7 separate regions of the Homo sapiens genome follow, and all the other regions are linked to region 6. The links are chromatin loops, found by intact Hi-C in ENCODE. Cell type or tissue: GM12878. All regions are shown on one strand. Region 1 has its middle 53 kb from the start of PTP4A1. Region 2 has its middle 67 kb from the start of PTP4A1. Region 3 holds the start of PTP4A1 (protein tyrosine phosphatase 4A1). Region 4 has its middle 26 kb from the start of PTP4A1. Region 5 holds the start of PHF3 (PHD finger protein 3). Region 6 has its middle 33 kb from the start of LGSN. Region 7 overlaps EYS (eyes shut homolog).

Region 1 (4,000 bases), 170 kb before region 6:
TTCTGATCCTACCTGAGCTTCTGAAATAATTAGATTGGGGAGAAAAATGCTGAATTGAAATCTGTCTGACTTTTAAACAATGATGTTGACTCACTTTATGCTAGAATACGACAAGCCAGATATTATTTTCTGTGCAACACTAAAAAATTATTTGCCGTTTTTTTCTTTTCTTGCTCAGTTTTATTTTTTTTTCTTTTATTTTACTTTAAGTTTTGGGCTACATGTGCTGAATGCTCAGGTTTGTTACATAGGTATACATGTACCATGGTGGTTTGTTGCACCTATCAACCCCTCATCTAGGTTTTAAGCCCCGCATGCTCTCCCTCCCCTTTTCCCCCACCCCGTGACAGGCCCCAGTATATGATGTTCACCTCCCTGTGTCCATGTGTTCTCATTGTTCAACTCCCACTTATGAGTGAGACCATGCGGTGTTTGGTTTCCTGTTCCTGTGTTAGTTTGCTGAGGATGATGGTTTCTAGCTTCATCCATGTCCCTGCAAAGGACATGAACTCATTCTTTTTTATGGCTGCATAGTATTCCATGGTGTATATAAACTGATTGTTCATGTAGTGCACTACCTATAGCACATGGTCTAATAAATGATCTCTTTACCACCTGTTTACAAGGCAAAAAATTAAAAAGAACAGTAACTCTGACACTAATCATATTGACAAGGAAATAATAAACACAAACCACAGATTTATAAGGTGAACAATTGTGCCAAAGTCTTTTTTTTCAGATATCTATTTTCATTTTATTTATTTATTTATTTATTTATTTATTTATTTATTTATTTGAGACAGAGTCTCACTCTGTCACCCAGGCTGGAGTGAAGTGGCATGATCTTGGCTCACTGCAACCTCTGTCTGCCTCCCTGGTTCAAGTGATTCTCCTACCTCAGCCTCCCGAGTAGCTGGGATTACAGGCATGTGCCATCACACCTGGCTAATTTTTGTATTTTTGATACAGATGGGGTTTTGCCACATTGGCCAGGCTGGTCTTGAACTCCTGGCCTCAAGTGATCCGCCCGCCTCAGTCTCCCAAAGTGCTGGGATTACAGGCATGAGCCACCACACCCAGTCTATTTTCATTTTTAGTGTTTTACTATTTTTCCTATTCATTAGCAATGTTAATTGATAGATCTCCTGAAGGCCAAGGACAATATATCACAACATTTAAAGATAAGAATCACATAAATGTCTAATGGGAAAATATTCCCAATTGTAGAATCAATGAAGACTGAAGTTAAAAAAAGGATGCATACAGAGGAGAGAAAAGTATCAATGCAACAGCAGTGTGTAATATGCAAGAGATCCAGTGGTTAGTTTTTGTTTGATAATTATGTTCTCGCAAATTTATGTGTAGTTTTAAAATATGTTGGATTCAGGCATTGAGGCTCCTCGAAAAATTATAGGTAGATGATACATTAAATCAGTCTACAGGTTTATACAGTTACAGGGTAAAAATTATTATCTACTGAATTTTAATGTGTTGAATGTCTATTTCAAGTCCATTTGTCAAAATAAAGTATGGTGGTAGCAAATGTCTTTAATCTGAACAGAATGGTTTTTATTGATAAATTGATGATTGAATTTCAGGAGCTAAAATTCTATATTGCTTTCTAATTTTCTTATTGGTTTATTTGCAAGTCAAGTGTAATAGTAGGAAGTTAACTATAGTTTTAACATTGAATTAGAACTGTCACACATGAATTGCTTAATACCTTTTCTGGATTTTAGTAGACTGACCTGTATTTCATTTTCATGTCCTACTTTTTAATTCAATTGAGTCACATAATGGGCTGTAATTGAGTCACAAAACAGGAAATAAGCTTGTGCCAAGTATATGGAACAAACTTGGCATATGTGGTGTCTTTACCCTTATTAGTGGAAAGTCAGTTCTGGTAAATCAATCAGTCAGTTTATCATTAGTATTTCCCTCACCTGGTAAGACAGGACATAGTACAGTTTCACATCCCTTACCTGAAATTATGAAATCCAAAAAGCTATGAAAAGAGGAAGTGTTTTCAAAATTCAAAACCTGACCTGACTTGACCTGAACTCATTTAGCACTGAAACTGTACTGAACTGATATGCACCTTTGTAGTCTTTTTTTTTTTGAGACAGAGTTTCGCCTTTGTCACCCAGGCTGGAGTGCAATGGTGTGATCTCGGCTCACTGCAACCTCTGCCTCCCAGGTTTCAGTGATTCTCCCGCCACAGCCTTCTGAGTAGCTGGGATTACAGGCACCCACCATCATGCCCAGCTAATTTTTGTATTTTAGTAGAGATGGGGTTTCACCATGTTGGCCAGGCTGGTCTTGAACTTCAGGCGATCTGCCCGCCTTGGCCTCTCAAAGTGTTGGGATTACAGGCGTGAGCCACTGTGCCCGGCCTGTAGTCTTTATTTATCTCACTTAGTGTGAATATGCACATGCTTTACTACAGTGATATTAATATGGTTAAGAGGGTGCTACCCAGATCCTGCTGAAAGTATAATATATGGCATATGTATCCTGCTTTTTTTTCTAAAATCTGAAAGATACTGACTTCCAAAACAGTCTTCAAGAGTTACCTTTTCTTTGAATATAAATCTCCTAATGTGCATTTTTCAATACTGAGTTATTTTCTATCTTTTCAGCAACTTCCCAGGTACATTTATGATTATTGCATTATTATTGCAAGTATTAAAGGCAAAATTCTGCTTTTGTCCTCTCTGTTGTTAGTACACTGTGAAGGCTGAATGGCTTGCTAGAAAGAACCTTAGCTGTAAAGAGACCTAGAGTTAAATCCTGGTTGGGCTGTGTGACCTTGGACAACCTATTTAACATCACTGAGCATTACATTTCTTTTTCTGTAAAATACTGACTGATACCTACATTGCCCCCACCCTCTTTTTCAGTCTCAACCTCAAAGAAGGAATTCTGATTAGGTGGACTATGGTTGTTATCCTTTACCTCTGTTGGATTCCATTGCTACTCCTTTGTTTGCCCTGGGGATGTCCAAAATGATAATTTTTTAGTTAATCAATTATAAAATTTATTCTTGCCTTTTCTGCCAGGACCTCAAGATACCTAAGCTGTTAGTTTAGGTACAAGTAACAAGAAAAGTAAATACAAGCAAGAGAATTGATGTTATGCTTATTAGGGAAAGCAAAATAGCAATCTAAGATGTGCTCTGGCAGCAATAAAGTTATGGAAAAGGTGGCACAAATATTTTCCATAGTAAAGGGATAGTCTAGAAACCTACTGAGATTTTTTTTTTTTTTTTTTTTGGAGACGGAGTCTCACTGTGTTGCCCAGGCTGGAGTGCGATATGGTACTATCTGGGCTCACAGCAACCTCCGCCTCCCGGGTTTAAGCAATTCTCTTGCCTTAGCTTCCTGAGTAGCTGGGATTACAGGCGCCTGCCACCACACCTGGCTAATTTTGTATTTTTAGTAGAGATGGGGTTTCACCATGCTGGCCAGGCTCGTCTTGAACTCCTGACCTCAGGTGATCCACTTGCCTGGACTCCCAAAGTGTTGGGATTGCAGGCGTGAGCCACCAAGCTTGGCCCTACTGAGATTTTATGTGTCAATGGATTCTTTTAAAAACTATTGGGTTGCGCTAGTAGAGACATTTTTGACATGATTTTGGACATAGTCTGTGTTTGGAAGCAGAGGAAGGCTGCTCCTTAATTTTTAATTCTCCATCAGTGTCTGTGATACATATTGTGGAATTATAGATCATTATTGACAATTTCTGATATAAAAGTCATATATATGTGTGTGTATGTGATTGTGTGTGTGCATGTGTGTGTGTGTTGATAGATAGTGAAGGTCCTTGTTTTGAGTTTTTAGAGTGTATTTCCCTTTACAAAATTGTTTCTTTTGTTCATAGTGCTATTGTTGTTAATTGAGGTTATCATCAGGAGATCTTTCACCATTTAAATGGTTTCACTTTACGGGGCATCATGTGTGCATACCTTTATTTTCCATTTTAAATTTCTTTTTAAAATTCA
Region 2 (4,000 bases), 150 kb before region 6:
CCTCATGAAGGGAGGGGAGTAAGTGCCCCCTTCTGACTAAGTGATGGAATAAGAAATAACTTGGCCCAGTTTACACATGAATTCTCACAGTACATTAGCGATAGTGGAAAGTAAATTGCCACCACATTATAGTTCCACTCAAGGACGGAGGGACAGTTGTGAAAAGAAATCCTCTCTCCAGGCAGGCAATGTTATGAGTAGTGCGAATGGTCATTCACTTGGTATGGAGAGAGAAATGTACTTTGTATAGATACATGGGGACCCTGGGGAAGGTGGGAATGTCTTGGCTGGTTTGTCGGGGTAAGGCATCCTCATATTGGCTCTCCCATCTTCCCTTCCTCATTCTTCTACTCCCTCACTCCTGCTTCCCTGGGATTGCAGGGATACTAGTAAGATAGTGTCACGTGAACTTTTGTCTCAGGCTCTGTTTTGAGGGAAATCAACTTCTCTGAGATGTTCAGTGAGATATTTGTGGGCAAACCAGACTCCCTAACCAAATTACACATGCTTTACCAGAGCAACAATATATGTTCAGTGGTAGCTCAAGCTGTTTTTATGACCATTTTTCTTATTTTGGGAAGAAAATGAAGAGAAGCTTGTTCAAATTATTTTTGATAACTTTCATGTATGCCCGTTCTCTTAAAATCCTTCTACTAGGTTAACCATTTATAAAATAACTGGGTTAGCAATCAGAGATAGAAACCTGTTTGTGAACAGAATGAATAAGGAAATTGTGTCATCAACAAAACAAGAAGAGCTGGGCACAGTGGCTCATGCCTGTAATCCCAGCACTTTGGGAGGCCAAGGAGGGTGGATCACGAGGTCAGGAGTTCGAGACCAGCCTGGCCAACACAGTGAAACCTCGTCTCTGCTAAAAACACAAAAAATTAGCCGGGCGTGGTGGTGGGCACCTGTAATCCCAGCTACTTGGGAGGCTGAGGCAGGAGAATCACTTGAACCTGGGAGGTGGAGGTTGCAGAGATCCGAGATCCCACCATTGCACTCCAGCCTGGGTGACAGTGCGAGACTTGTCTCAAACAACAACAACAACAACAACAACAACACCACCACCACCAACAACAACAAGAAGAACTTATCTCCTTTCCATGAGAAAAATCAATATGTAATCAAAATTTTTATTTTATTTAAAACTACCCAAAAGATTGAATTTGACTTTTTCTAGATACCATTCACTATGTCAAAAACCTAAGCAAAGAATGTAAATAACTTTCAAAGTATTTCTTCCACTCTACTCCTGATGAGTCTAAAGTTAAACAACTGAAAACTGCCTCCCTCAGTTTAACATTTGGCACATCTCTTTTTAAGGACTTCGAAGATACCCTGTGTCCCATTACAAATAAAATATGACGGCTGGGCGCAGTGGCTCATGCCTGTAATCCCAGCACTTTGGGAGGATGAGGTGGACGGTCAGGAGTTTGAGACCAGACTGGCCACTATGGTGAAACCCTGTCTTGACTAAAAATACAAAAATTAGCCGGGCGTGGTGGTGCACACCTATAGTCCCAGCTACTTGGGAGGTTGAGGCAGAAGAATTGCTTGAACTCGGAAGGAAGAGGTTGCAGTGAGCCGAGACTGTGCCATTGCACTTTGGCCTGGGCGACAGAGCGAAACAAAAAACAAAACAAAACAAAACAAAACAAAACAAAAAAGAATGCCAGAATTTCTTTCTTTCTTTCTTTCTTTCTTTCTTTCTTTCTTTCTTTCTTTCTTTCTTTCTTTCTTTCTTTCTTTTTTTTTTTTTTTGACAGATTCTTGCTCTGTCCTGCTCTTGGCTCACTGCAACCTCCACCTCCTGGGTTCAAGAAATTTTCCTGCCTCATCCTCCCGAGTAGCTGGGACTACAGGTATGTGCCGCCACACCTGGCTAATTTTTGTATTTTTAGTAGAGACGGGGTTTCACTATGTTGACCAGGCTGGCCTTGAACTCCTGACCTCAAGGTGATCCACCCACCTCAGCCTCCCAAAGTGCTGGGATTACAGATGTGAGACACTACGCCCGGCTTTACTTTAGAATTTCTTAACTAAAGAGATGAGGAAAAGCATATAATTCCTTGGCTTCACTTTATAATGCTTGATAGAAAATGGGGGTGGATGAGGAGATATCAATAACGTTAAAAAAAAAAAAAGCAAGTTACTAACAGGAATGAGGAAGCAGAGGGAAGGTCAAAATGTAGGATGAGGTGGGCTTTCTAGCCAATATAGGACAATAAAGAAGAAAAGGAATGCCATGGTCATGGTGATAACCTTACCAGTTCCTGGTGTAGATGAGAAATGAAGCATAGCTAATCTACTAATTTTAGGTGACACCATCATGCCTTTCACTATGACTCAAAAGAATGTGTGACAAACCACTTTCTCATCAGGCCAGCTGATGGTATTGCCACTCAGAAATGGGGAGAAAATTCTTAAAGAACCACTAAGAGCTTTTCACTACTCTGAACTCTCAGCTTGAATAAAATCCACTTAGTCCTTTCTGTATTTCAGTGACTGCAATTATCAAGCATTGATAAGGAGCTTCTTGGGTTTTCAGAATGGTCATAAAAAATGATTTTCAGCTGAGTGTGGTGGCTCACACCTGTAATCCCAGCACTTTGGGACACCGAGGTGGGTGGATCACATGAGGACAGGAATTTGAGATCAGCCTCAGCAACGTGGCAAAACCCTGTCTCTATTAAAAATTCAAAAAATTAGACGGGCATGGTGGTGCACGCCTGTAATCCCAGCTACTCGGGAGGCTGAGGCACAAGAATCACTTGAGGCTGGGTGCAGTGGCTCACGCCTGTAATCCCAGCACTTTGGGAGGCCAAGGCTGGTGGATCACTAGGTCAGGAGTTCGAGACCAGCCTGGCTAACACTGTGAAATCCTGTCTCTACTAAAATACAAAAAATTAGCTGGGCGTGGTGGTGGGCACCTGTAGTCTCAGTTACTCGGGAGGCTGAGGCAGGAGAATGGTGTGAACGTGGGAGGCGGAGCTTGCAGTGAGCCGAGATTGCACCACTGCACTCCAGCCTGGGCAACAGAGCGAGACTCTGTCTCAAAAAAAAAAAAAAAGAATCGCTTGAACCAGGGAGGAAGAGGCTTCAGTGAGCCGAGATCGCCACTGCACTCCAGCCTGAGTGACAAGAACAAAACTCTGTTTCAAAAAAAAAGATTTTTATTTTATTAAATATGGGTTGAAAATAGGTGAGGTATTTATAAAAAAAATGGTTAAGGATGGTGTATTGAGCATCTTTAATGTGTGACTGTTCAGCATTCATTTCTCTTTCCTAATAACATCACATTTCTTTTAGAGGGAATTATAATTTTATTATTATTGTTGTTACTATTTGCATATAAATTTTTATATATTTGTCATTGTTGTTGTTGTTTTGGTTTTTTTGAGACAGGGTCTCACTCTGGTTGTCCAGGCTGGAGTGCAGTGGGGTGATCTTGGCTCACTGCAGCCTTGACCCCTCAGGCTCTGGTGATTCTCCCACCTCAGCCTCCTGAGTAGCTGAGACTAGAGGCAGGTGCCACTGTCCCCGGCTAATTTTTTGTATTTTTAGTAGAGGCGGGGTTTCACCATGTTGCCCAGGCTGGTCTCAAACTCCTGGGCTCAAGCAATCCACCAGCCTCGCCCTCCCAGAGTGCTGGGATTACAGGCATGAGCCGCTGTGCCTGGCCTTGTTACCATTTTGGATTCAGCCTGGTGGACTTTTACTCAGCAGACCTATACTTTCTTAGCCCAAGTCTGAATATATGGTTGAAACCAGGCCAATCAGACACCTACTCTCTGGAATTTAAATCTTGGGTAGAGGATTAAAGAGAGGATTAATCTATTCCGGGGCGAGTCCTGGATTTTGTCAACGTGAAGCCATTCTTGTGATCTCCAGATCCTGGACCACTGCGAATACCTTGGATCAGCACATTTCAAAGTCTGGTTCTCTAGCCTTACTTCCAGGCGATGAAGTCTGATATATTTCAGTAAGTTTCCTTTCC
Region 3 (4,000 bases), 220 kb before region 6:
CTCAGAAAAAAAAACCAAACCCATTGTTACATTTTTGTGAAATTCATATATATATTCATATATATTCTATCTAGTTATATTCTCTGTATATATACTATCTATATATAATATATAATTATATGATTCTAATAATTATCCCTTTCGATAGTTGTTTTCTTTACATTGTAATTACATACACTTTATGTTGATTTTTCCAACTAACAAAAACATTTTTACACATTAATACAAACTCCAGATAACTCTGAAGTTATTAGTCTTGCATAATTTACTTAACTCATAAACTGAAACATCTAAGTTCTTTTCCAACTTTATGCTTTTATATCCTTTTCTTAGACTGATTTAAGTCCTATATTTAGAATCTCACTTTATCCTTAACAATCTGTTATCATTCCCATTAAACTGAAGACGAGGAAAATGAGTCTCTGAAAATCAACTTGTTATGTGAAATATCATAAGAATGTATGCTTATGAATCTAAAAAGGAAACAACTCTCATTTATAACTGTAAAGAAAATATTCATAATTTTAATAATGTTCTTTTGTATTTTAAAACCAAAATTTCACATATACAACTCAAAACTGAAATCCAACTCAGAGAAGGCGGACAAAGGGATGTTGAAGGTGGAAGTGGCAGGTCTCAAAAGCAAGGTAACTACTGTAACCAATAAATATAAACAAATATGAATGTATTTATATTTTCTCTAAGTTCCCCCTTAAGAACTAAACCATTTTTATGCCAATATCAAACATTAAACCAATAGTCACAGCATATTTTTAAAATATGTACATGGAAGACACTGATGTTAATAATCAGTCTTCTTCCAAATAGTTTATAAGGTACTTGTGTACTCGGGAGTAAAGAGGGCACTAAGGAAAGTATTAATAACAGGTTAACAAGAGCAGTAATTCATAGTCACTGCCTCAAGCACTTCATGTGTACTCTCATTACCAAAGTGTTTTAACAAAAGGTTCCATTAGTTTCCATGCTTAAATTTAAGCATTTGAAGTCTTAAAATTAAAATTCAAACGATCTGCTCCCATTTCCATTTTACACCTTTAAATAGTCCCATGCTAGTTATAGTTTCTAGAACTTTGCTAAATTTTGAAGAATAATTCTTATGATGATTACTGCAGAAAACATCAAGTCAAAAACCCAGTCTACTTTTCTGGTAAAACATACAACTAGCATTAACAATCATTTATCAAAAGGTCCCATAAAAAAGGTAACTTTCATTATCACAAGTTTGTTCAAACAAGCCCTCAGAGGTTACTTCACCTAGTTGGTCAGCTGGGTTAAAAAATTAAGTGTCTAAATTACAAAGCCATCACAGTTACAGTGAATACAGATTGTAGTAATCTGAAAATAATTTCATTATACTTTCACCCCAAATTCTAAATACAACCTCCGTAGAATAAAAAGTGTATTCTGACACTTTCCCAATGACATACAATGATCTTTAAAAGCTTTATAATGACTCATCACAGTATTCTAATTTCTAGGTATTACCTTTTTTTCAATTAAAAGCTAATTTGAGGCAGTATTTCACACCACTATTTCCATATTTAATAGCTAAAACTCCTGTCGGCTACAACCTAGTCTGGCCATATCCCTTCATGTAAGTAAGCACTTTCATCAGGAAGCAGAGAAAGAACTATATTAAGAATTCCCTTCCTGAAATGGTTATTTTTACTGAGTGGAGCCACCTAGTGGATGGGGGGACTCGTCTGTTAAAGCAGTGGTGGCCACCGATAGATTTCTGTTCCGCCCAAGACACTCCTCCATTCCCAATCTCCTACCCACAGGAAAAACTATCCATAATGGGGATTTTTTCCCTCCCACCTATCAGTTGCATTATAATCACAATCATATACAAGAAGGGAGAGGAGGAAAGAGTAATCTCTGTGCAGAAGCTTAAATCATTATTATACTGCAGAGTCAAGCCAATTAATGTGTGTAACTCCTTTGTCACAAACAATTCGTTGTATAGTCTGTTCCACATCTATTTAGGTCTTAGGGCACCTAAGAAAGCATGTGTAAAATGCTGCTCACTCTTGGGAATGATTTAGTTTTCTAGTTTTCAACTGACTGAGTAACAGGAAGCACTGCCTCAGGATCTAGATGTCGGGCAGGTCAACAGTTCCAATCGTAGTGTAAATAACTTAATACTCGTGGACTGGTAGGGGGCTCCGCGGACAGAAGATAAAAAACCCTCAGAATTCCGTCTCTGGTTGGCTACTGCTGCCACAAACCAACAGGAGGCAACAACATATTACACCACAGAGCTCAGGGATAGTTCTAAACAGTCCCCGATTAAAAGGCGCCATCCAGGGCCCTTCCAAAATTGGCAGGGGAAATGTATGCTGGTGCCCGGACGGGAAGTCCTTCGCGTCAGTGTAACTAACAGTAGCCCTGTCAGTTTCCAAGACGCTCCGAACCAGGCCATTTCTCGACGACTGGCCCAGAGAAAGGACAAGACTAGACTTGTTCCCATTATCACGAGCCCGAGGTGGGGCGATAAATCCGGAACAGCTCGAATTACCAGGTGGAGCCTGGGAGGAGGGCGGGGCGGACGGCCGAAGTTCTCACCTAGCAGAACCCCACTCTGGCCCGGGCAGGGGTGCAGCTCGCGGAATGCCCCAGAGGGCCGCCGCCCCGCGCACGCGGCTGTGTGCGCCCGAGCACGCCCGCTGCGCCCCCTCTCCGCGCCGCAATCACGGGTTCGCGCCGCGCCTTCAGTCAGGCGCGGGCGCCGAGGCCATTTTGTCTGAGGCTCGGGTCCCGGCCGTCGAGCACAAGAGTGTAGCTGCACCCAGTGGCTGTCCCGCGCCCACCCCGGAGCTCCGAGAAGCTCTGGAACCAGATCGTTACCACCCGTGCCTGGCTGTCCGGCCTACCCCACGCCCGCCCGGATCTGGAGGCGAACCCGCCACCGCCGCGCCCTCCCCGTATCCGGCTCCGCAGTGACACGCGCAGCCCTCGCCCCACCCCGGGCCACGTCTCCCGCTCCCAGTGCAGCCACTCTCCTCCGGCCGAACAAAGAGGCCCCGGGACGCCGCGGAGCCTGCCATGCCCGGACGGGTCGCGCCAGACCAAAGGGCCAAGGGCGGAGGCGGCGGTCACAAAGCGGCTTTTGTGCCACCCACCCGGCCCGCTGCGGAAGCCGAAACTGCCCCCGGCCGCCGCAGAAGCCGGACCGCGCCGCCCCCGTCGCTCCGGGCTCGGGAGGGACTCAAAAGCCGGTGCCTCCGGCGGCCAACCGCCACCCCGCAGCCCCGAGGGGCCCGGCATCTGCCTCCGCACAGCCGGCCGCAATCGGCCGGCCACAGGGCCATAACCCGCCCGCTCCCACCCGGGACCCACCGGAACCGCAACCCGGGGCAACCTGGAGGAGACGCCGGGCTCCGAACAAAGGCGACAGCGGGGATGGGGGGCCGGTCGTGGATTCCCAGCCCGAGAGGCGACGATGCGACGGCTACTCACAGGAATATGTTTACTCATTGAAGATTGTGGCCTAATCATACAGCCGGTCCCGAGGCGGCGGCGACACAGGCGGTGGCGGTGGCTGCAGGGCAGGAGGCGGCGGTGGTCGTGGCGGAGCGGCGGTGGCGGCGATGCAGGCGGCGGCGGGGGCACCAGACTCTACCATGCAGTGAGCGGCTCGGAGCAGAGCGCGTAGCCGAGCCGGCCCGCAGCCGAAGGAGCCAATACACGCGCCGAGGCGCCCTTGCGTCACAAGCCCTCCCCTTTATAGCCGGCGCGACGTGCAACCCTCCAGCCACCAATCGCGGCCTGGAACCGCGGGCCAGGAGCCGACAGGCGGGGGCGGAGGCCCGCCCCCTCCGGACGTCACTCCGCGGCGGCCGCCGCCGGTGTGAACCGGTTGATGAATGGCTAAGCGCCGAGTCGGAGCATCCCCGGGGCGGGGGAGGGAAGGGGCTGCCGGGAGTGCTCCGGGATGCAGGAAGCCTGAAGTTAAGAAGGGGTGGGAGCGAGAGAGATT
Region 4 (4,000 bases), 250 kb before region 6:
AAAATGTTGGGTTTTCATAAAGTGAACCAACATTGGACGCCCTTGTATTCTCTTCATTGTTCTTCCCACAAACAGGAAGTATACTTACTTTGTAAGGCAGTACAGAATACTCTTCCCCTTAGAGCTTTGCCTAAAAGCTTTACTAGTTTCACTTTTTGAGTCATGACGTTTTCTTCTTGGCATAAATGATAATGTGCTGTCTTCAAAATACTAGACTACGTCTCTGAATTTTTTATCCACTGTATAGTTGAAGAACAAGTGTGATTAGTTTTGAGGTATTGCATATCATATAGTCCTAGGAATTACTTCTATATAGTATTATTATCATTCTTCAAATCTTGGAATTACTACCTTTAAAGGAAGAATAGAAAGCAGGATTTCCAAGGAGGAAGGATTAAAAATCAATTGGAAAATAACCAAATCAAACGTTAAAAAAAAAATTAAAACATTCATTTAACTAAAATTAGTGCAATAAATAACTGGGTAAATTTCCAAGAGTATTTGTCTAATAAAATCCATTATTACTCTTGTTTGTAAATCAAAAAACCCCAGTTTAGGGAACTAGTTTGGGCAAAAAATGGGGATTTGTTGGCTCATTTAAACAAACCCTGGCTGAGCACGGTGGCTCACGCCTGTAATCCCAGCACTTTGGGAGGCCGAGGAGGGCAGATCACCAGAGGTCGGGAGTTCAAGACTAGCTTGACCAACATGGTGAAACCCTGTCTCTACTAAAAATACAAAAATTAGCTGAGCGTTGTGGCATGTGCCTGTAATCCCAGCTACTCAGGAGGCTGAGACAGGATAATTGCTTGAACCCGGGAGGCGGAGGTGGCAGTGAGCCGAGATGTCACCATTGTACTCCAGCCTGGGCAACAGAGTGAGACACTGTCTCAAAAACCAAACCAAATAAAACCAAAAAACCCTATTAAGATCAGCAGTACAGTTAGCATCAAAGGTATCTGGAACCAGGAACTCAAACGTATTGCAGTCTTTCTCCCTTGTACCGTCTCTCCCCGCTTTTTTCTCTCTTTCCCCGTTTTTTGGTTTGCTTCTCTCTACTTTTTAACCTCAACACATTTAAAAGTAGAAGTTTCCTGTTTTTAATTCCTACTTCAGTCTGTTTTTCCTATCTATTGAATGTTTTAATTCCCATCAATCTTTATTTTTAACATCAATCTGCTTCTTCAAATTTTAATTTTTTAAATCCTTCTTAGCCTTTGAATTTTTGTCCCTAACCTTTACTCTTTGTCGATAGTGTGTGCTTATTACCAATTTATCTCTGTAAGAGGGAAGTACCAGAACTTAAAAAGAAGCATGGGCCTACAAATGTAAAGAAATTGATTTGCATTTATAAATAATGGAGACGGCAAGGTTCTGAGAAGTACTCAGCTGGTATTATCTCAAACTTGACTTTATTGATGATTTTTAACCACGAAATTTAGACTTTCCATAAGGATTATAACTTGCTTGTTTATCCCATTTCTTGGCTAAGGATGGGAACTACATTTCCCAGAATCCTCTTCCCTATATGGTTCTAGGTTAGAATTGAACAAAAGAGGAATGTGTATGAGATTTGAAAAGTGAATGAAACTGAAGCGACTGTGCTCAAAAGGTCATTGCTGTGAAACCGGGCGACAGGTAGAGACAGATGCTGCGAGTCCCAGCTTGTCCTGCTGTTCTCCATTCTGTGTCTTGCCTCTCTTGCCACCTGCTGGTTCGGCTGATCAATAACAGCCCCTGACCCAGGGTGTAGGCGATAGCTACACAAAGACGAACCTTTCCCCAGAGATGGCAATTTCGAGACCCTCCATGAATACGCTCTTTGCAGTCCCACTTTGGCAACTGGTCACGCTTGATTTCCTGGATTTCTCGGCCAGCTGCAGTTTGTTACTCACATCAGTGCTTCAGTGGACTCTTCAGCCTATTTCTCTGATTCTCTGACTCTCCCTTCCAGACCTTCACTTTTGCAACTCTTTTCATATTCGTGTAAGTCCTAATTCCTATAGTAAATTAGTTATTCTCATTATCATTACAGTGTCTCTTGGAACTCTTCGATCTTCGTGCTCGGCTGTCTTTATTGCTTCAGGTGTCTTCCCTGATAGTTGCAAATGGCCACCACAACCGAGCGTTCCCTACTCACCTGACGTTGCTCCAAGCAGCAAGCAAGCGCACGGGTACTTACAAGTCTTTCTCCATACAATCTTCTCTTGTTTCAGGAAAGAATGTTGTTTTTACCAGAAGCCTCTAACAGAATTCCCCTCTAAGTCTCCTAGGTCAGATCAGGCATCTTCCCCTGGTCACTGATAAAGGAGCTAAATTGCCATGATTGGCTCAGACTTGTGGTCCTGTCCTTGGCTGCACAACAGGGAACATTTTAAAACGTATTTGCACCCGCACCCAACTTGCAACGATTCTGATCGAATTGTTTTGGGGTGGTGCTGTGGCTCAATATTTGTAAAATGCTTTCGCAGAGATTATAATGTGCAGCCAGGGTTGAGAACCACTGCTTGGATCAAACATGATTCATTCTCTTAATATTTCACAGTGCCTGAGCAAATCAGTGTTCTGTATAAGGAAGAAGGTAGAAATGCTGAGGGATTGGCAATCAAGATTTATTCATCCAAATTATCTCATTCAAGCATGACCGATGGAATAGATGGAAATATGACTAAATTTCCCACTTGATTTTCATCATCTAACATCACTAAGAGTTACCAGAGTTTAAACAAGTTATTTGACTAAATCTAGGAATAATAATACAACAGCTATTCTCTATTCCTTAGTTACTGGAAGTAAAGCCATTCTGAATGAGCTACTAAACCACGTGGCACAGAGCTCAAGAAATAACTATTCCTTTGTGGGGCACCTAATGAATTAGCCTTATTTAATTACTTATATAATTAATTGCATGATTAATATAATTAATTATATAATTAATTGCATGATTAATATAATTAATTATATAATTAATTGCATGATTAATATAATTAATTATGGGGGTGGGAACATGGAGAGATGGTCAAAGGGTACAAAGTTTCAGTTAGAAAACATGTTTTTGAGATATATCGCACAGCATGGTGACTATAGTTAATAATGTATCTTTCAAAATTGCTAACAGGGCAAATTTTAAATATACCACAAAAAATGGTAAGTATGTGAGGTGATGGATTTAATTAGCTTAATTTAATCATTTTACAATACGTAGATATATCAAAACATCACATTGTACCCCACAAATATATATAATTGTCAATTAAAAACAATTAAAATCTTTAAAAAAATCCCTGTAGTTCTGAATTTGAGTTGGAAGTATCAGTATGATATTGTAACATTATTTTTTTTTTGTATTTTCATTATAATTAATTTTTTTTTTTTTTGTGAGAGAGGGTCTCACTTTGTCACCCAGGCTGGAGTGCAGTGGCAAGGATCTCAGCTCACTGCAACCACCCCCTCCTGTGTTCAAGCGATTCTCAAGGCTCAGCTCTCTGAGTAGCTGGGATTACAGTTGCACATCACCATGCTCAGCTAATTTTTGTATTTTTAGTAGAGATGGGGTTTTATCATGTTGGCCAGGCTGGTCTCGAACTCCTGACCTCAAGTGATCTGCCTGCCTTGACCTCCCAAATTGTTGGGATTACAGGCATGAGCCACAGCACCCAGTCTCAGTATAGTTTATTTTATACTACAGTTTAATTATCTTTATAGTGCACTTATTTTTTTCCACTTATTTTTTGAGACTGGATCTCCCTCTATCGCCCAGCCTGGAGTACAGTGTTGCAATCTTGGCTCACTGCAACTTCTGCCTCCCAGGCTCAAGCTGTCCTCCCACTTTAGCCTCCATAATAGCTGGGACTATAGGCACAGACCACCATGCCCATCTAAGTTTTGTATTTTTTGTAGAGAGGGGTTTTGCCATGTTGCCCAGGCTGGTCTTGAACTCCTGGTCTCAAGCCATCTGCCTACATCAGCCTCCCAAAGTGCTGGGATTACGGGAGTGAGC
Region 5 (4,000 bases), 280 kb before region 6:
ACATACATCTTTTTCTACAAATATTTTCACAGTTCCAAACACTTCATTCAGGAATCGAAAAATGAATAATGGAGGCGTAGTTTTGTTAGGCCTTTAACAATCATTTTGTCAAAGGGAAGACAAGTTCGACCCCAAAATAGTAACTAAATACAACAACGTACTGTTTAAGTACTCCCTACAGAGTTTACTGCATTGGTTTTTAAATTTAGCTTAAAATAAGATAGTAAAGTTAGTATTTAGAGAAGCCTCAATAATCGATTATTCTTTTTAAATTAAATATCGCTACATGTAATGCAGATTAGGACTAGAATATTAAAGCAGTGTTGCCACTTAACATTAATCCATGAACATATTCTACGCGTGACTACTGGAAAGCACTAATAACCACCCCAATCTAGTCTCTAGGAATTGGCATTTAAAAGCCCAAAGATGGAAAAAGGTCACCTAACCCGGCAACACATCCTGAGGGAAAGGAGGGACACAGGACTCCGTGCGCGATATCAACATTCTCTTCCTTTCTACTCTCCGCACCGCCCCCGCCCCCCGTGTCAGGTGATCAGTTATTTAGCACCATTAACACGTACGTATCGACAAGTGGTTCATTAAATTACATGTATTATCGGAAGGCAAGAGTCTAGGCTTCTCATTTCAAACTAAGCAAAAGGAGTCCACAGTTTGAGTCCCGGGCACAAAAGCGCGCGGTAACTGGAGGATAAATGGAAGAGCAACTCTCATCTCCAAAAAGCAGCAGCAGGGAGCAGCCTAGCAGCCAGGGCCAGTCCCAGTTTCCCGAAACCAAGGCCCAAAGCTCCATGCTGGGGCTCCCTGAGAAGGAAGAGGCCCCAACGGCCGGATCCGGGGGCCTGCGAGACGGGCCTTCCAGGCAGCGCCCGCCGTGCCTCGGGCCTGCGCGCCCGCGCCTCAGCGGCGGCGGGGCGCCCTCGCAGCAGACGGCTGGGTACCAGTGGTCGGGAGAGAGGCCGTGGTCCCGACCCTCCGCCTGGCGACCGCGTCGCTGCGACTCCCTCCCCAGCCCGCGGTCCAAATGGTCCACAGGCGCCAGCGGCGCGGCCCAGGTAGGCCGAGGACGTTGCGCAAGAGGCCCGAGAGGCGATCTCTCGGCTGCGCGGGAGAAAAGCGCGGAGAGTCCGCCGCGGGAGGGGCGGAGAGGCCCGCGGAGGCGCTGTGCGTGTGGAAGGGGATGGGGGAGGGGAGGATTGCCCGTCTCCCTGGCCGCGGCCACAGCCGCAACTCACCCAGCTCCGCCAGACGAGCGCTACCACTGGCAGCAAGAGGAAGATGGTGGACGCTGCCGCCGCCGAAGAGGAGGAGGAGGGGGCCCGGTGGGTGCCGCGGAGAGGGGGTACGCGCAGGACGTCGGCGTCGCTGCCACAGCCTCTTTTCCTCCTGGGACCAAATGGCTGCTGCTGACGACACTATTCTTGGCTTCCGCGCCGCCCTCCTAATCCTCGTTGCAGCCGCCGCCGCCCTGAGCCCGAAGGTCGCTTGCCGCGTGGGGACGGTGCGACGGCGCGAGACCCCGCAGCCATCGGCGTGCGGCGGCGGCGCGGGAGCTGGAGAGGGGCCGTGTCACGTGACCCCACTGTTTACCGTTCCGGGGGCCGCGGCCTGCGTCGCTGCCGCGCCTGCGCGCTTTAGGGCCTCGAGCGCCGCGCCTCCGTGGGGCCCCGGGCTGCAGCGCTTCCCGGCGTTGCCGCGCCCCTCCCTGTCTTCGGAGGACGCGGCACCGCCTGCGGGCTTCTAGCTCACACCTCCGCGCCGCCGGGAGGGGCGAATCAGAGGAGCGCTTTTTCTCGACCGTAGTAAGCACTAAGGCTTCACAGTTAATATAATATTGATGCGCAGCTCCCCAACCCCAGGTACTTTTTATTAATTGACTGTGAGTTCAAGAATGGTAGAATAGGATGGAGTAGATGAGCCCTCTGCCCAAATATCTGTGCTGGCTCGGCACAGCAGCCTTACCATTAACTACCTCCGTTACCCTCACCCTACATGGCTGATCTACCTCAGGACTCAAATTGCTACCTCCAAGAAACATTCTTGGTATCCAGTAAGCAGTCTTCAGAATGTGGTCCCAGGTTTCCCTGAGGGGTCGCCAAGACCTTTCAGTAGAGCCTCCATTCCTTTGCCAGGAGCATGTGTCTAAGGCCAAATTTTCTTCCCACCCTTCAACCAAAACAGCATATAGCAGCTGATTCAATGCAGAAACAGATAAGAGAATCCAGCCATCTTCTATTAAGCCAGACATTGAGGAAATCTGCAGAAATTTTAGATATCACCCTTTTATTAATTTGGAAAATATGCTTTTCATAAATACATTATTTGTGGTAACAAATATTGTGTAGAGGTCCAGAGACAAAAAAAGTTTGAGACCCACTGGTCTGCTTCCACAGACACTTGAGCTAACCCCTATCTCAGCCCTTAATAAGCGCTGTGAAGTAATTGTTGCTTGTCAGTCACTCCAACCAAAAGGAGCTACTTAGGGACAGGGTTTGTGGCTTTTATCTACAGGGACTATTACAGTATTCAGCCAGTACCTGCTGAGCACCTTACTGTGTGGTCTGCACTGTTCTAAAACCTTTACAGTACTTGTTGATTTAAGCTTTAGACCAACCGCAGCCCACATTGTAAGATTAGTGCAGGGTGGAAGAATAAGTCACAGGCATGTGGTGAAGATCTGTTCTTTCCTCTCTCTAGTCTTCTGATATTTTAAGCACTCTTAATAGCAAATGCTCTTCTACAAAGGAAGTTTGGGTTGTCCTGATTCCACTGGATTCTTAAGAGTTTCACCCCCTGTCTTGACTAATCAATCCCTCAAGACTTTGTTTTACAATCTTTTTGTAATGTGTTTTTGAGAAAGGAAAATAGAAATGAGTAATTTTTTTTTTTAATTCTCACTTGGGATGTCTGGGATGAATTATAAAAACAAGCCTAATGTTATTCTTACTCTTCTGGTGGATCTCAGTGTGACGTTTTAAAAGGGCGTTCAGAAAAAGTAAAATTATTGTTATAAACAAAATCCAACCCCGAAGGAATTCAACAGAGTAGAACTTGATGACGGAGACCACTAGCTGGAAAATCCCTTAGAAGGGCTGAGGAAAACTTACCTTCTCAGAGAAGTTTTAATAAATTTAAGATAAAACAAAATGGAGATTAAAAGAAAATGTAAGAATCATAAGACTGTCACATTTACAAAGCAAAGATTTCTGATCCTTAAAAAGTCAACAAGCTTGCCATAGGCATGATGTTTTGATTCTGTTATTTTGAACCAGCCAAGTGCCCAGATTCACATTTGTCCACTAATGGTCTTTGCTTTTTGCTTCCAGATGTAAACACGAACTGTTTATCTTATACCCAATTCATAGAAAGGTTAGTAGAAGAAAGAACCAGCATAATAATACTGGCAACAGCTATAACTGCACACAGGACTTATTGGAAGATCAGATTGTATCAGTAACATTGAAAACTCCAAATTAACTTGGGAAAATTAAATTTGGTAGGAAAACAAGACAGAGTAATTGATAATGACTAAAACTGACAGTGTATTTGTATTTAACTAAAAAATTATCAAAGAAGGAAAAGTGATAAAATTTGGATCTTGCAAAACATTGACCCAAGAAAACTGAGCCTGGCAGAGATTAAGACCATGGAAGACAGTAAACAATGTAGACACAAAAGTCAATTTTGATATGAAAAATGCTTGTCATCACTGAAACATTGGTCCCTACAGTAATCAGTAAACTAAATATGGAAAAAAAAAATTGGAAGAATTAACCCCTATGAGCAGAAAGTCAATAAAAATATTAAATTTATTTAATGAAGTTTTTTCTGGCAAACACTTTGTAGACATGTACTTTCGTGTTAATTTAGAATAGATTTAAATGTTTGTATGCTTAAACACAGAATCAAAACAGTGGGGTCAAAAGATCTCAAACTCAGCCGGGTGCGGTGGCTCACGCCTGTAATCCCAGCACTTTGA
Region 6 (4,000 bases):
TGTTTTTCTGGGTCTGGATTATTTCACTTAACATAATGATCTCCACTTCCATCAATGTTGCTGCAAATGGTATTATCTCATTCTTTTTTATGGCTAAATAGTATTCCATTGTGTATATGTATCATATTTTCTTTAATCATCTGTTGATGAACACAGGTTGATTCTCTGTCTTTGCTGTTGTGAATAGTGCTGGAATAAATATGTGAGCGCAGATGTCTCTTCAACATACTGATTCCTTTCCTTTGGATAATTGCCCAGTAGTGATAGATCATATGGTATTTCTATTTTTAGTTTTTTTGAGAAATCGCCATACTGCTTCCATAGTGGCTGTACTAATTTACATTCCCATCAACAGTGTACAAGAGTTACCTTTTCTTTGCATCCTCACCAGCATCTGTTATATTTTTGTCTTTTTAATAATAACTATTCTAACTGGGGTAAGATGGTATCTCATTTTGGTTTTAATTTACATTTCCCTGATGATTAGTGACGTTGAACATTTTTTCATGTATTTGCTGGCCATTTGTGTGTCTTCGTCCAAGAAATGTTATTCAGACCTCTTGCCCACTTTTTAAAGGGATTATTTATTTATTTTTTTTGCTGTTTGAGTTCCTTATGTATTTTGGATATCAGTCCCTTGTCAGACAAGCAGTTTGCAAATATTTTCTCCCATTCAGCAGGCTGTGTTTTCATGATATTGATGGTTTTCTTTGTTGTGCAGAAGCTTTTTAGTTTAATATGGTACCATTGTCTATTTTTATTTTTGTTACCTGTACTTTTGAGGTCTTAGCCATAAAGTCTTTGCCTAGACCAATGCCCTAAAGTGTTTTCTCTAGGTTTTTTCCCTAGTAGTTTTATAGTTTGAGGTCTCATGTTTAAGTCTAATCCGTTTTGAGTTGATTTTTATATGTAGTGAGAGATAGGGGTCTAGTTTCATTCTTCTGTGTATAAATATCCAGTATTCTTAGCACCATTTATTGAAGACGGTGTCCCTTTTCCCAATGTATATTCTTGGCAACTTTATAAAAAAAATCAGTTGCCTTATATGTAGACTTATTTCCAGGTTCTCTATTCTGTTTCATTGGTCTATGTGTCAGTTTTTGTATCACTGTAATGATGCTTTGGTTACTATAACCTTGTAATATATTTTGAAGTCAGGTGGTGTGATGTCTGCAGCTTTGTTCTTTTTGCTGAGGACTGCTTTGGCTACTCAGGCTCTTTTTTGGTTTCATGCAAATTTTGAGATTGTTTTTTCAATTTCTGTGAAAAACATTATTTTTTCTTTTTTTTTTTTTTTTTTTGCTACAAACTGCTTCTTTCTAAAAGAGAAATCTAAGTCCAGGTATTAATGAAGTAGGAAAAATTTCAATAATTATAAGAGTATAGTAGAAAACTTCACCTTACGTTCTGTTATGGTTCCCTACAAAATACTCTGTGATAGAAGCTATTTCTCTGGTAGGGAGAGTCTTAAACATCTGTGAGCATATCCAGGAAGGCACTGTTGCCAGGGATGGGAACATTTTCTGCACAGGAGACCCTGTTAGGTACTAAGGATCAGGTTTTCCTGTGTGTCTCAGGATGTTGCCTATTGCCTCTTGCCTGTTGGGTCTGCAACAGAAATCTGCAATTTCTGGCCAGACTGCTCAATTTCCTTCCCCTTTGGTGTTACTGACCTCTGCTGTTAAAAAGCAGCGCCTCTGCTTGCCTCTAAAGCTACTCTCTGGTTTCCAACCATTAAAACATTCAATAACCAATCTCATCATTCTGGAAAACAAATATCCTGGAGCTCAAAGGCTACAGAGACTTTTCCAATTATTTCCTAAAATGGCTTTTTAGATTTGAAAGTTCTTCTGTGAGAACCAGGGTCACGTGTCTGTCTTCAGCGTTACAGAGAAAGACAGATGGAGGTTGTTGCGCTCACAAGAGAAAAGGAAACTTAAGGCAGCTTCCCCTTTTCTTGACCACCGGATGTGTCTTCTGCAACTTCTGTGAACTCCAGTAATTGAGGTCATATTGTGGCATTAAAAAAAAATCCAGCTGTTTGCATGGTTCCCTTAATCCTTACTCTTATCTAATTCAACCACCTAATCTGGCCAAGAAATGTGAGGGGAACAAAATTCTATCCCTTTGTTTGAGAGACAGATGAACAGTCTCTAACATAACCCACAAATAAAACTGTGTGTCTGTGTGTGTGTGTGTGTGTGTGTCTGTGTGTGTGTGAGAGAGAGAGAGAGGAAGAGAGAGAGAGAGAGACAGACTGGAGTGCGGTGGTGTGATCATGGCTCAGTGAAGCCTTGATGTCCCAGGTTCAAGCAATCTTCCCGCCTCAGCCTCTTAAGTAGCTGGGACCACAGGCATGTACCACCACACCTGGTGAATTTTCGTATTTTTTGTAGAGATGGAGACTCTCTATATTGCCAGAGCTGGTCCCGAAATTCTTGGTTCAAGCAATCCTGCCTCAGCCTCCCAAAGTGCTGGGATTCTAGGCGTTAGTCACTACACCTGGCCAAACAAAACATTTTTAAGATTATTGATCTTAGTGGAGTCCTTGTGATAAGGCATAAGCATGACATTCCAAAATAGAAAGAATACAAAACAATGGATTTGCGCATAAATATCTCTACTAACATGTGAGTTTTGGAAAATTCCCTATTTCATGAATCATTAGCTTGTAAGTTTTGTTTTGATGTTATACAAGCATTTCTAAAACAAGTCTGTGTAGATGTTGCCACCTACTGTTTGCCTAGAAACATCCTTCATATAATTCATTTCATGTAACAATAGTCTTTTTTCTAATTGCATTTATTTTCCAGGAAGGTCATTTCTGTCTCAACCATTTCTTGTTTTAAAATTATTTGTCTATTTGTTACTTACTCTTAAGTACCATATCTACGAGGTCATTACAAGAAATTCTTTCTTTATACATTGGAAAATCCTGAGGCAATGACACAATTTTCTTTAAATGTTCTCTGATATATTGAAACAGTAAATCAGTCTCAGGTTTAAAAAGACTATACAGTATATGTCATTGAAACATCATTTAAAAAATTATTAGTCTCCATGTAAATCAAAGTGGTCAAGATCATTAGATTGCTGTTAGTTTTATTTTGACATTCATATTTAAGATATTTAGGCTGAGTGTGGAGGCTCATATCTGTAATCTTAGCCCTTTGGGAGGCCGAGGTGGGTGGTTCACTTGAGGCTAGGAATTCGAGACCAGAGTGGCCAACATAGGAAGACCCCGTCTCTACTAAAAATACAAAAAATTAGCCTGGCATGGTGGCGGGCACCTGTAATCCCAGCTGCTTGAAGCTGAGGCACAAGAATCACTTGAACCTGGGAGGCAGAGGTTGCAGTGAGCTGAAATCGCACCACTACACTCCAGCCTAGGTGGCAGAGTGAGACTCTGTCTCTGTTTCTGTCTCTCTTTCTCTGTCTCTCTCTCTCTCTCTCTTCCTCTCTCTCTCTCTCTCACACACACAGACACACACAGACACACATACACACACACACACAGAGATATTTATAAAGCAAATATCTGCTTTTTTTCCTTCCTTTTGTCTTAATCTTTTCAGGCTGCTATTAGAAAGCACCATAAACTGGGTGGCAGATAAATATCAGAAATGTATTTCTCACAGTTCTGAAGTTTGAGAAGTCCCAGAACAAGACACTGGTAGCTTTGGTGTCTGGTGAGGGTCTGCTTCCTCACAGACAGGGTTTTCTCACAGTAACCTCACATGGTAGAAATGGGAAGGGATCTTTCTGGGGTCTCTTTTATAAAGACACTAATCCCATTTGTGAGGGTTCCATTCTGATAACCTAATCGCCTCTCAAAGGACCCACCTCTTATGTTAACCTTGGGGGTTAACATTTCCACATATGAATTTGGGTGGAAGAGACACAAATATTCAGAATATAGCACTGTAAATAGTTTTGGATGTTAGTGATTGAATGGCAAATTCTTTTTTATTAGGATAAAAAACCAATTGTTTTACTTACC
Region 7 (4,000 bases), 410 kb before region 6:
TCCTTAGATTCCTTCTCTGAAAAATGAGGATGATGCTAGTACCCTTCTTATAACATAATAGAGAAACTAGAAAGGTTAGAAGACTGCCTGGCACATGGTAAGTGACAAATAATGTTTGTCATTACTATAATTTTTCCTCTTTCATACTAACACACTTACCAAAGCCTTGAAAATGCCTCTCACATCTACTTCAACCTCTGCATCCCCACAGCAATTTTCCTATTCAGGACTTTTGCCTCCATCTGCTTTCTTATCCCAGCCATGACCTATTATATTTATTCATTTGTGTGTTTATTCCATGAATAGTCAATGAAAACTTACAATAAACCAAGAACTGTTTGGGGCCTTGAGACAATAATAAAAAACAAAACAGACCCTATCTCTGCTCTTACGGAATTAATGGTCTAGAGTGCCGGGGTCAGAAAACTATGGTAGATGGGCCAAATCTGGCCTACCACCTATTTGTGTAACTAAAATTCATTGGAATACAGCCACACCCATTTGTGTGTTTTCTGTGGCTGCTTTCAACAATGGCAGAGTTCGGTTATTGCAACAGTGTCTATATGGCCCACAAAGCAAAACTGTAAACTGCCTTGCCCTTTACAGAAAAAGGTTGCTGGCCCCTTTTCTAGTAGCAAAAAAAATATGCTAAGATCTCACTAAGATTAAAATTACGTCACCAGAGAGCTTATTGTTACACTATGCAGTCATCCTACACATAACAGATCAATATTCTTAAAATGTGCCTCCTCATTTGTGTCATTTTCTATACACCTGTCATGTCACTTGAAAGTTGAACTGAAGCCAGGCACAGAAAGGCAAACATCACATATTCTCACTTATTTGTGGGTTCTAAAAATCAAAACAGTTGAACTCATGGAGATAGAGAGCAGAAGGATGGTCACTAGAGGCTGAGAACGGTGGTAGGTAACAGGGAGGTGGGGATGGTTAATGGGTACAAAAAACTAGTGAGAATGAATGAGCAAGGACTAGTATTGGATAGCACAACAGGGTGACTATAGTCAATAATAATTTAATTGTACATTTTAAAATAACTAAGGAAGTATAATTGGATTGTTTGTAACACAAAGGATAAATGCTTGAGGGTATGGATACCCTATTTTCCATGATGTGATCATCACACATTGCCTGCCTATACCAAAACATGTCATGTACCCCAGAAATATGTACACCTACTATGTACCCACAAAAGTTAATAAATAGTTTTAAAAAAAAAAAAGTTGAACTGCCTGAGCCTGCTGTTCAAAGTCCTTTGACACCTCCTTTCAGTGCATACATTTATACGGGCAAATCTCACTCTGGCGGCCTTTCCTAAGCCTTCCCTAAGTAATTCACTAAAATTACTTAGATGCCCATCCACAGGATACCATAATACCCATTTTAGAACTTGTCCCATTTTATTAAAATTGTCTCCTTACTAATCTGATTTCTCCAAAATACAGAAGTCCATGAGGTCAAAAATGGAGCCTCCTGTGTTGTAGAATCTCAGTATCAAGCACAATACTATGCTCAATCCTAAGATAAGCACAGACAGCTAGCCTGTAAAAAATAATAAACATTCTTTAAATAGATACCTACCTCTGTTTTGTTTTTACATTGCCCATTATATAGACACCTCACCTCACACACATACTTCTACAAAATCTACTCCTCCTCAGGGCAGAGTAGTATATGTGGTTAAGGGAAGAAATATTAATGAATTAACATCAAGGGTTAGAAAAATATCACCCAAAGTAGAGAATAACTAATGAAGGCTTGAAATTTTTTTATTATCTCTATTTCACAGGGTGCTATAGAAACCAAGGAACAAAAAGAAAAATCTGACCTTGCACAAAATCATTCTCATTAGAATTATATAATAACTAATTATATATTAAACATATAGCTAATTGTTTCAGACCTAAAAATTCTGAGACAAACTATATGAGGCTCCGATTTGTTATTTTTTCAAATAAGATTTTGGCATCTATATTAAATTATGCTTAATGTGATTTATCTACTTTAATATCCAAGCAAGTGTTTTATTCCCATAACACTATGCTATATACCTTAAATATATACAATAAAGTGTAAGTGAATTAAATAAAATATTTTACCATTGTGAGCTCTGTCTATAAGGCAGTGAGAATAATTTTAAGCTTTTTTCAAGTAGATATAAAATGAACCACTAGATGGCGCAATCGTCACTTTAAAAAGTAATGACAGCATCACGTTTAAAAATTCTTTAATAAGAATTTTTACTATAGTTTTATTTCTTTTGTGAAATTAGTTACTGATTTCCTTTTTTGTGTATGAGGTCTTTGTACATTCTATACTCTTTGTGATCTTCAAAAATAATCTTCAAAATATGCAATTTTGTAGCAGATTAATTCTGTATTTTGTTTGTCTCCATTTTAGAGAACCCTATACAATTTTCCGTTTTTTGCACAACTATTAATTTAGGTGTAACAAGCATATAAAAGTCTATGACATAAATAAAAGGTCTGGGAAGGTGTGATCAGCTGCTGTCCTCCAGCTTAACAGATTCTGATCCCTATACCTCATACCCATTCTAGAATGCGCTTTTTAGACTGGCACGGTGGTTTATTGCTCTCTGGCTCTGACAGGAATTTTAAGTTAACCCTTTCTCTCATGTACTCTTTAGTGTAGTGTTTTCAGAAGAAAGAAAGGGGGATGGTGGGGAGAGAAAGGGAAGGAAGAAAGGGAGAAAGGGAGAAAGGCAGGCAGGGAGTGAGGGAGGGAGGGAGGCCGGAGGGGGCAAAATAAACACACGGTGCCCTGACAAACAACAGTTTATCAAATATATATATATATATATATATATATATATAACAAGATATAACAATAAAATCTCAAATATTATTTATTTAAAGTTCATATATTGCATGGGACATGTATTAGTCCGTTCTCAGGCTGCTAATAAAGACATACTTGAAACTGGGTAATTTATAAAGGAAAGAGGTTTAATTGACTCACAGTTCAGCATGGCTGGGGAGGCCTCAGAAAACTTACATCATGGTGGAAGGGGAAGCAAACATGTCCTTCCTAACATGGTGGCAGGAAGGAGAAGAATGAGCGCCCATTGAAGAAGGAAGCCCCTTATAAAACCATCAGATCTCATGAGAACTAACTCATTACCATGAGAACAGGATGGGGGAAACCTCCCCCATGAGTCAATTTTCTCCACCTGGTCCCTCCCACAACACATGGGGATTATGCCAACTACAATTCAAGATGAGATTTGGGTGGGGACACAGCCAAACCATATCAGGACATACTTCTACTAAGAAAAGTTATTATTTAACTTATGTTTAAATTTAACTAGATGCTCTGCATTTTATCTGACAACTCTGCCTTTGATGGGTCTATCAGAAAGTTTTCTGCTGGGCTCCTCCCAATATCACTCTCTAAACCCAGACAAGGTGTCTCTTTCAGCTGAGTATTCCCCATTACCCCTCAGCTTCTGCTCTAGCCAGAAACCACTTACTGCCACTGTATCTTTAGCTAGAGGGACACCTCTTGGTCAAGATTCATTTTTATATGTCCTCAAGCTATTGTTCCTGACTATGAACATCCCTTTCCTGGGATTCACTCACGTTTGACTTGTCTCCAGTATGTTTGCAGCTCTTTTGGCAACCCCAGGAGCTGAGCCTGTGAGTTTGCCAATGCCAGGGAAAAACACACCAAGCTCTCCAAGTGGTCCTGCTGAATCTCTTTTCACTAGGCTTGAAGTTAGGAGACAGCAACACCATGCACAGCTTTTTCTTTAGGTGGTGGTGTGGGAGTTGGGAGAGAGACTTACAATGCAATTTTGTCTGAAGAAACAATTCTCAAAAAATTCTCTTTCAATTTTTACACTCTGAATCGTTTAAAGTCTTTGGTGTGGAGTCCAGTAATCCTATAACCAGTTATTAACTCTTTCCTTTGACAATTTAGGGTTTGAATCACAATTCATTTTGATCTCTTGGAACTTCAGTTA

Evidence for each region. Peaks named below come from ENCODE experiments on the same cell type or tissue, not always from the same donor. Only the 100,000 strongest peaks of a DNase experiment are listed, where the experiment ranks them.
Region 1: a loop joins it to region 6, with 5 times the contacts of the local background. A loop is called at or near these places in 7 of 110 quality-filtered maps.
Region 2: a loop joins it to region 6, with 7 times the contacts of the local background. A loop is called at or near these places in 5 of 110 quality-filtered maps.
Region 3: it touches region 6 in a loop (9-fold over the local background); 47 of 110 quality-filtered maps call a loop at or near these places.
Region 4: it touches region 6 in a loop (8-fold over the local background); 34 of 110 quality-filtered maps call a loop at or near these places.
Region 5: it touches region 6 in a loop (6-fold over the local background); 7 of 110 quality-filtered maps call a loop at or near these places.
Region 7: it touches region 6 in a loop (10-fold over the local background); 82 of 110 quality-filtered maps call a loop at or near these places.

What each region holds. Positions count from the first base shown.
Region 1 is chr6:63,517,427-63,521,426 of GRCh38, reverse strand. It overlaps a transcript of LGSN not described here and a transcript of PTP4A1 not described here. Among named protein-coding and RNA genes, the nearest start is that of PTP4A1, 53 kb to the left of the region's middle. RefSeq lists an enhancer at 2,099-2,188. In GM12878, no CTCF peak of the experiment used is centred here; a DNase peak (open chromatin) is centred at 1,976; H3K4me3 peaks cover 338 bases; H3K27ac peaks cover 2,078 bases.
Region 2 is chr6:63,503,318-63,507,317 of GRCh38, reverse strand. It overlaps a transcript of LGSN not described here. Among named protein-coding and RNA genes, the nearest start is that of PTP4A1, 67 kb to the left of the region's middle. RefSeq lists an enhancer at 2,501-2,640. In GM12878, no CTCF peak of the experiment used is centred here; a DNase peak (open chromatin) is centred at 2,347; H3K4me3 peaks cover 278 bases; H3K27ac peaks cover 1,127 bases.
Region 3 is chr6:63,572,200-63,576,199 of GRCh38, reverse strand. PTP4A1 (protein tyrosine phosphatase 4A1) reads right to left here and starts at 3,720. Exons shown (of 6, transcript NM_003463.5): 1 at 3,481-3,720. LOC124901228 (translation initiation factor IF-2-like) reads left to right here and starts at 2,632. Exons shown (of 2, transcript XM_047419610.1): 1 at 2,632-2,668; 2 at 2,770-4,000. The coding sequence starts at 2,632. The coding sequence ends at 3,515. LOC128125822 reads right to left here and starts at 3,720. Exons shown (of 2, transcript NM_001415059.2): 1 at 3,481-3,720. The coding sequence starts at 3,519. It also overlaps a transcript of LGSN not described here. RefSeq lists enhancers at 1,789-2,524, 2,219-2,588, 2,525-3,260, 3,642-3,936, 3,261-3,996 and 1 more and silencers at 3,129-3,258, 3,559-3,978. In GM12878, CTCF peaks have their summits at 1,727 (motif pointing left) and 2,259; DNase peaks (open chromatin) are centred at 1,689, 2,439 and 3,779; H3K4me3 peaks cover 3,384 bases; H3K27ac peaks cover 2,556 bases.
Region 4 is chr6:63,596,458-63,600,457 of GRCh38, reverse strand. No RefSeq gene overlaps it. Among named protein-coding and RNA genes, the nearest start is that of PTP4A1, 26 kb to the right of the region's middle. RefSeq lists enhancers at 1,717-1,776, 1,857-2,016. In GM12878, a CTCF peak has its summit at 1,703 (motif pointing left); a DNase peak (open chromatin) is centred at 1,577; H3K4me3 peaks cover 1,039 bases; H3K27ac peaks cover 335 bases.
Region 5 is chr6:63,633,407-63,637,406 of GRCh38, reverse strand. PHF3 (PHD finger protein 3) reads right to left here and starts at 1,605. Exons shown (of 16, transcript NM_001370348.2): 1 at 1,257-1,605. RefSeq lists silencers at 831-1,010, 1,451-1,810 and enhancers at 1,028-1,848, 2,380-2,917. In GM12878, no CTCF peak of the experiment used is centred here; a DNase peak (open chromatin) is centred at 1,606; H3K4me3 peaks cover 2,316 bases; H3K27ac peaks cover 1,667 bases.
Region 6 is chr6:63,350,890-63,354,889 of GRCh38, reverse strand. It overlaps a transcript of LGSN not described here. Among named protein-coding and RNA genes, the nearest start is that of LGSN, 33 kb to the right of the region's middle. RefSeq lists enhancers at 1,648-1,737, 1,838-2,107, 2,178-2,287. In GM12878, CTCF peaks have their summits at 1,677 (motif pointing left) and 2,728 (motif pointing left); DNase peaks (open chromatin) are centred at 1,979 and 2,549; H3K4me3 peaks cover 1,052 bases; H3K27ac peaks cover 2,288 bases.
Region 7 is chr6:63,762,723-63,766,722 of GRCh38, reverse strand. All of the region lies in intron 40 of EYS (eyes shut homolog), which reads left to right. Among named protein-coding and RNA genes, the nearest start is that of SCAT8, 42 kb to the left of the region's middle. In GM12878, no CTCF peak of the experiment used is centred here; a DNase peak (open chromatin) is centred at 2,152.